2 separate regions of the Mus musculus genome follow, and region 1 is linked to region 2. The links are chromatin loops, found by intact Hi-C in ENCODE. Cell type or tissue: heart. All regions are shown on one strand.

Region 1 (4,000 bases), 160 kb after region 2:
ACTCTACCACAGAGCTACATTCCCAGAACCCTCCCAAACTCTTAAACTTGTTTTGAGGCTGGTTCTCACTATGTAGCCCAGGCTGTCCTTCACTTGGAAGCATCCACCACCAGCCTTCCCAGTAGCAGGAACGCCAGGCCTGTGCCACCAGGCCTAGCTCTCCTCCTGCCTATTTCAGGGGTCACCATGAAGATGACGTGAGCTAGCCCAAACCATGAGCTCAGAAAGGGACAAGGGCTTCACGCTCTTATGGTCTTGGCTAGTACCTTGCCCTAGGTAGTGCAGACAATCTTGTCTCAGAAAGAGACAGGCCAAGATCAGGTCCAGACTCAGTGGGCCAGAGGAGAGCAGGGACATTGGAAGGTTGAGGGAATGTAATGGTTTCTGAGGAGGGAGGCAAAGCCTACTGTGTGGCCTTGGAGTGATGGACTTCACAGAAGGCACAGGGCAGATACTGAGGGCGAGACTGTCAGGGACCCTCAGGCTGGGCAGTGGAGGGCCAAACAGCAGAGGGGCGAGGCGGACTCACGTACACCTTCGGGCAGACTCCTGAGCCAGCTGCAGCCGGTAGACTGAGAGACGGTTGATGCCGCCACACACACTGCCCCGCTCTCCTTTGCATTCCATGTCACAGTCTGATTCGCTCACGTTGGCTGCCTGGATTTTGTGGCCACAGTAGCACTCTGCGCCGAACTCCAGCCCAGCATACAGATAACCCCTGGGGGGCGGGGGGAAGCTGCTGTCAGGCAGGGCAACAGCACCAGGGAGACCCCAGGGGACAGGAGACTCCAGGAGGCATGGAGACCAAGGATTGAGAGCAATGGAGACTTCAGAATGGGGACAAAGGGTGGAGGGTAGGGATAGAGGAAGAATAGGGGTCATACCTACTCCATAAGGCAGGTCGCCCGGCTGGGGGTCACAGAGGGTGGGGAGTCAGAGACCCCTGGGGACATGGAGAGCATGCTGGGGACACCCAACAGTCCTCATCATTGCCTGATGTGTTATATCCTTCATGTCCATATCGACACTCACATTCACACATAACACATGCACATACACTCATACATTTGTAGATATGCATTCATACTCTCATATACAGACATTCACACATATACTGTTACATACTCACACATTCAGATACTCATACATACACACATATACCCATACAGCTATTTGCATGCACACACACACAAACACACACATACACACAGCTATGCACATACACACACACCCATACAGCTATGCACACATATACACCCATACAGCTATGCGCGCGCACACATACAGCTATGCACACACACACACACACACACAGAGCTATGCACATACACACACCCATACAGCTACACACATGCACCTAGAGCCACACACATTTACACACATACTCATACATTCACACTCATATACACACATACACACATATACATATTTACTCATACAATTCATTCATATACACACACCTTCACACATACATACACACACACCCATACAGCTACATGCATACACAGCCATACACACACACACACACACACACACACACACACACCAGATCCTGAGCACACACCCACACAACCACCATCCTGCCCCCCCCCACCCCCCTTCACCTCTGAAGAACCCAACCTTCACCTTCCAGGAACCTATTACCTCATTGCCAGGTCCCTTGGGAAGCACTGGAGAAGGGGGAGGAGCCAAGGCACTTGGGTCCCTTTGGCAGGCTACAAAACCAATCTCACACACCCAGCCAAGAAGAAAATTTCTTCCTCCAAACAAAGCAAAACAAAATTCCAGAGGCTTTAAGGACGAGCTATTTTTTTCCTAGCTGTGGAATCTTTTCCTAAAAAGGTCACTCGGTGGACACCGGTCTAAACACACGGAAGGAGGCTCTGGCTGAGAATTTGGGAGATGGGGAGCCCTGCCAGCCTCCTGCTCACCGTGCTCCCAGAGCCATGAGGGCTCCTCAGAGAGCAGCCTGCCAGAACATCCCTTGACAGAGGAAATGCTGGTGGCAACTGCTGTCTCCTGGATCCTGATGTGGTGCTGGGTGGATGGGAGAGCCACCCAGATTTATGGCTGCACATGCCCTAGTGACTTGGTGACATTAGTTCTGCCCTATCCACCTGTTCCTCCCAGAAGATGAAGCAAGAGCAGCTGACGTGACTGAGCATTTTGGAACCTCATTTGCAGGACCTGCTCCATGTCCCTGTCCCCAGACATCCCTTGGGACCCTCTCCTACAACAAAACCCACTGACAGAAGCGGTGTTTCTCAAGGAAAGCTTGCTATCAGTTCTGAAACTGGAGACAGCCTGTACCTCAGAGCCAGAAGGGGTGAAGGGTGAGGAGGAGGAACATTGTTCTAGAGAGAGCTTAGTAGCTTCCAGTCAGGGAAGGGACTTTTATGCCAGCTGACATCTCCTGGCTTGGGAGAGCTGGGAGCCCACAGGGTGTTTGTAACTGTGTTCTTTAAGAGGTGGAGTTTAAAACCAGGCACGATGACACAGGCCTGCAATTCCAGCAACTCTAGAGCTCGAGGCAAGAGGATGCCAAGACTTGTGATCACATAAACACCACATCTCAGAGACAGTCAGTTGTCCAGACTAAGCTCACCCATGTAACCAGCTAACCACACACATCATACCTTACAAGCCTGCTCCTCGGCACACTTCATACAGTTGTACGGTCATACTCCCATTGCATGCATCTTTTGTGCACACACACATGTATGTGCACATACATGTAGACACACATGTACACAAACACATATATACATTTATATATGTGTGTACACACAAGCTTATGTACACACAAATGCATGTGCACGTATATGCAGATACATGTATACAAACATATATACACACATGCATGTGCACACATATGCAGACACACATACACACATGTATATACACACTTGTATGTGTGTACATGCATGCTTATGTCCACATACATACTAGTGTACACATATGCAGACACACATGCTTACATGTACACATGTGCATACACACTAGTCAATCATTCTTGCAATCTTTTCTTTCTACATTCCCCCATTGACCCTCTGACAAGCCAAGGCGAACAACACTATTGAAGGAACACCTGGTAGAAACGGTTGGAAGGGACATGTCTGGGGATATGGTGGCAGCATTGGGGCACGGGGCACTACCGTTCAGCACAGTTGTCCTGGCAACGGAAGACTGTCATCTTTTTGTAGTCGAAAAAGGACACACCTCGCAGGGCCCGGCTCTGGGTGTCGTCCAGGTAGCAGCCGATGTACTTGGCTGTGGGGAAAGAGGAAGAGTCAGGTATACTTGAGGATGAAGCCAGAGAGCTGCAGGAGGCGGCCCAGGTGTCTCTCCCTGTCTGTGTGGCTTTGCCAAGTGTGTAGCACCTGATATTCAAGAGATGGAAACTTCTGGGTCTTGGCCAATATGGGCAGTAGGAACTAGTGGGGTGAGACTACAGACAGTAGGGCACAGGAGGGGTTCCTTTCCCTGGAGCACAGCCACATTCATGGTCTCCTGGTGACACTGAACACTGGGGCCACACCTGTGGCCCAGAAGGAGCTCTACTTCACCCAGGATAAGGCATGTTTTAGTGACTGTGGAAGGTCTGGAACCTTTCACTCCTTTAAGGCCTGCCTCAAGGGTCTCACTGCACCTGGATAGTTCAAGGTTCCAGCCTCACTTCCCACGGTCACGCCCCAGCTCTGGTCTACGGGGCTTAGATGGGTTGGCTTCCCTCATGTTTTCCTTACAGTGTAAATGAAGCCACCAATCAATGGCCAGAGTGGAATGTCTCACAAATGCTCTATTATACTGTCCTGTGTGTGCGAGGTACAGGGGTCTGAATGGCAGAATAAGACACTGGCCATTCATGGAGCTGGGCTAAACACTTTTCAGTTTGTCTCTCTAGGGGACTCTGGGGGATGCTTCCATTCAAGAAGCACTTCAAACGACATCTAAGAACCATGCAGTTGCCAGGCAGTGGTGGTGCACGCCTTTAATCCCA
Region 2 (4,000 bases):
TCCCTTGTTAACTGGTCCCTCTGCCACTGTGGGAGTCACCTCCGGTAGAAGCAGCTTCCTTCCCCGTGATGGGGATCCGTCCATGGTGACGTGTGTCCTCAGGCTGGCCTTGAGTCACTTACGGAGAGTGAACAATTCTCGGTGTGTTTTTTTTGTAAGGCGAGAGGATTTATGTATTGCTAAGTTTGATGTATTGTTATAAATTATGCTTTGGTTTCAGGCCTGTTTAAAAAAAAAAGTTCAGTGTTTCTTTGAGTTCTGGGAAACATGCTGTAAATAATTTGGTGCTTCTTGGCCAGCAGTTCCTCTCGTAATATAAAGTCGTGTCGGCATCTATATCTTCTTATATCTTAAAAATACCTATTTCCTCTCCTTTCTCACAGCAGGGGTGGGGAGGGGAGAAGAAGCGAATGGCATTTTCTGGGTTCTCCCGGGTCTTGGAGGAATCTGTCTGTGTCCTCCAGGCCTGTCTTTCTGCTCCCGGCTGCCTACCTGACTGAGGTGACCTGCGACCTCAGCATTCAACCCGGTGCACTCCCACGCCCTCTTCCCCTTCAGTGTCCATTCTGAGGACACTTGTTTGTGGCACACTGCTGTGACGAGCCATGAAAGGGAAGTGAGCAACCCTGCGTCAAAGGTGGTGGGCAGCTCTCCCGAGGCTCCCCGTCAGCTTGTCCTCTGGCAAAGTGCTTCTGTCTACGGAGCTGCCTCACCTACCACCTAAGTCCTTACCTTAAAAAAAAAAAAAAAAAAGCAACAAGCTCTAAAGAATTAAAACATATGTTTGAGATCATAACGTAGTTATACCATTTCCCCTTCCATTTGCTCCCATGTCCCCACCTCTTCCTTTTGAGTTCATGGTCTTTTTTTAAAAAACATTTATTTATTTACTTTATGTATGTGAGTACACTGTAGCTGTACAGATGGTTGTGAACCTTCATGTGGTTGTTGGGAATTGAATTTTAGGACCTCTGCTTGTTCCAGTCAACTCTGCTTGCTCAGGCCCAAAGATTTATTTATTATTATACATAAGTACATTCACTGTAGCTGTCTTCAGACACACCAGAAGAGGTCATCAGATCTCATTAGGGGTGGTTGTGAGCCACCATGTGGTTGCTGGGATTTGAACTCAGGACCTTCGGAAGAACAGTCGGTGCTCTTAACCGTTGAGCCATCTCACCAGTCCCCGTTCATGGTCTTTTTAATTATTATATACTCCTAAATACACAAACACAGCCTGCTCTGTCTGTACAATGTTACCCGTACACAACACAGTCAACTTAAAAAGCCCTTAAAAGAGTCTCAATGACTGTTAATGAGTGGCACCTGTTCGACACATCGATGACGACATCTTGAGATAGGGTTTTCTGGAGAGCCACTGAGAAAACTGTGCAGTGCTCTGGCGCCCGATTTAGAATGTTTGTCCTCAGGCCTAACTGTCGATTGCCGAGGCTGCCTCCTGGTTAGGCTGGGAGTTGTTTGGGTGAGCAGTGGCTGGGCCCTGCTCTTCGGCTAGCTCCCAGGTGGGCGCCTCCGCGGATGACTTTTATCGACCAGCAGGTGGCGCTGTTGACAGGCAAATTGGCTCCTGTGAGTACCGAGTTGGAACCCTCCCTGGTTGGATTTGTCGCTAACTGGCTGGTGAGCTGTTGACCTGTCCAGAAGTAGGCAATTGTGTGCCTTAAAGGATATATCTTGTCCATAATCCACGGATAAGTCGATTCTGCTCCTGATTCCCCCACCCCCACCCCCCCGGTTCCCTACTAGTAAGAGCTCTGTCAGGTCCATCCCTGCAGTAACTTTCTTTCTGCATCCAAAGGCCGGGCAGGTCATACAGCTGGTTCTGGGTTAGGACTCAGACCCTTGCTGAAGGATACTGTAGAACACGTTCCCTCTCTCACAGGCTACAGCCGCTGCCCATGGAGGTGGTGACTGAATCGTGCCAGTGGGGAGTCGGAGCAGATGCAGTCCGAGTTGAATGTATGCAGTATGAGCCTTGGTGGTCCATCAGTGAGGGACTTGGGGGACCGTTTGTTAGAGCACCCTAACCTGACCTGCCTGTTCAAGACAGGGTGTGTGAGAGCAGGTGTTGATGAAAGAAAAGAATCCGGGATATCTCAGACAAGGCTGGTTCATCACTGTGAGAGAGGATGGGATCGGGCTAGGGTGGGGGAGGGGCAAACGTCGGATTCAGCTGTGTGGGGGAGTGCAAGGTCAAGGTGATCCCTCTAAAGGCGACTGGAGAACAACCCCAGGCTAAGGGTTGCTGGAGGTTGCCCTTTAAAGACTATCACAGTTTGATGTTGGAGAATGAATTCTATCTATTCAACTCTCACACAACGGGTCTCTTTCCAGGGTACAAGGGAAGCCAAGGCTTTCTGCTGGCAATGCTGGCTATAACAGACCTGGCCACATGGCGCTCAGCTGGCCCCACAGCAGGTGGAACTTCCCTTCTCCTGCTCCAGGGCCCAGCATCTCAGCAGGAGACAGATTGCATCAGCTGTCCCCAGACTGGCAAGAGGTAAAACTGGATCCTTCCTCCTAGATTTGCAGAGTGGTCCAGGCTCAGTAGAAAGGGTTCTTTGGAAGCCTGTTAGATGGGTCAGCCAGGGGAAGTCTCTCTCCTTGGGGGAACCTCAGGAAGGGGGCAGCCATGCAGGCTAACACACGGTTCTCAGAGCCTTGCAGGTAGAACCCAGAACAGGAGCGCCAAGGACGGGCGATAGAGGCAAACTTAGCTTTCTTTGCAGAACATAGGAGCCTGGCAAAAGCGTCAATTTCTCTCTCACAGCGTCATTTCTCTCTCTCTCTCTTTCTGTTTTTTTGAGACAGGGTTTCTCTGTGTAGCCCTGGCTGTCCTGGAACTCACTCTGTAGACCAGGCTGGCCTGGAGAACTCAGAAATCCACCTGCCTCTGCCTCCTGAGCGCTGGCCATTTACATTTCAGTTCACTGAAATTAATTATAATGAAAATTTAAATACAATGGAAAAAAAATCAGTCCCTCAGTTGCATGAACCACATTTTCAAAGTTCAGTGGCTCTGTGTGGCCGATGGTCACCTGGCGGGGTATGGGGGACAGCACACAGAGTGTCACCACCATCATTGTAGGTTTTGTTCCAAAATCTGAGGCAGGGATGCTTTCAAGTAAAGTTGCGGGGGTGGGAGGAGGGTCTTTCCCAGCCTGACCTTTAGGGGCCTGGTGCATGTCCCCTTGTCCCAGCAAGGAAGTTCAGGATCACCATTATACTGTAGCTGCGCTGCCTTTTGAGTCTCTCTCAATCTGGAACATTCCTCAGACTCTCTTTGACCCTCCCCTCCCCACGCCCCACCCCCCACCCTCATGACCTGGACTAGACACTGTTTTGGCTTTTGAGTCAGCGTCCTGTGTGTTCCAGGCTGGCCTTGGCCTTGAGCCCAGTGTAGCTGAGGATGCCCTGACCCTCCCGCCTCCATCTGAGTCCTGGGGTTACAGGCATGTGCCACTGTACCATTTGACCTGGACGGTTCTGAAGAGAACAGGCAGTCACTTCATGGGCCACCCCGTGTGTGTGTGTGCGTGTGTGTGTGTGTGTGTGTGTGTTGTTGTTGTTGTTGTTTCTGTGTGATTAGGTCCAGGCTGTGCATTTTTTATGGGAATGGCAGGAGAGAGAGGTCTTGTCCTCTTGAAACTTTTATTCTCTATGAAAGGGAAGTGCTTTTAAAGATTTATGAGTATGTGTGCATGCCTGCACGCACGTGTGTGTGTGTGTGTGTGTGTGTGTGTGTGTGTGTGGTGTACTGTATGCATGCAGTACCCACAGTGGCCAGCAGAGGCCGGATCTATTCCATACTCTCCCTTCCCTGCTCTTCCTCTCCTTTTGTTTCTTCCCCTCTCACAGCTGACTTTCTATTTTTATGTTCTTTGCACTTGCACACAAACATATGCATATATACACAAACATATGCATACACACATACACACAAAGCACACACATGTACTCATATATATATATATACATA

Evidence for each region. A loop is a pair of places that touch in the nucleus more often than their neighbours do. Peaks named below come from ENCODE experiments on the same cell type or tissue, not always from the same donor. Only the 100,000 strongest peaks of a DNase experiment are listed, where the experiment ranks them.
Region 1: a loop joins it to region 2, with 2.3 times the contacts of the local background. A loop is called at or near these places in 1 of 42 quality-filtered maps.

The regions. Positions count from the first base shown.
Region 1 is chr5:113,557,619-113,561,618 of GRCm38, reverse strand. It overlaps Wscd2 (WSC domain containing 2), which reads right to left. Exons shown (of 9, transcript NM_177292.3): 3 at 3,156-3,270; 4 at 534-718. Among named protein-coding and RNA genes, the nearest start is that of Gm52822, 15 kb to the right of the region's middle. In heart, no CTCF peak of the experiment used is centred here; a DNase peak (open chromatin) is centred at 1,869.
Region 2 is chr5:113,722,221-113,726,220 of GRCm38, reverse strand. 1700069L16Rik (RIKEN cDNA 1700069L16 gene) reads left to right here and starts at 1,449. Exons shown (of 3, transcript NR_033216.1): 1 at 1,449-1,590; 2 at 2,356-2,521. In heart, CTCF peaks have their summits at 1,349, 1,549 (motif pointing right) and 3,799 (motif pointing right); a DNase peak (open chromatin) is centred at 1,570; H3K27me3 peaks cover 260 bases.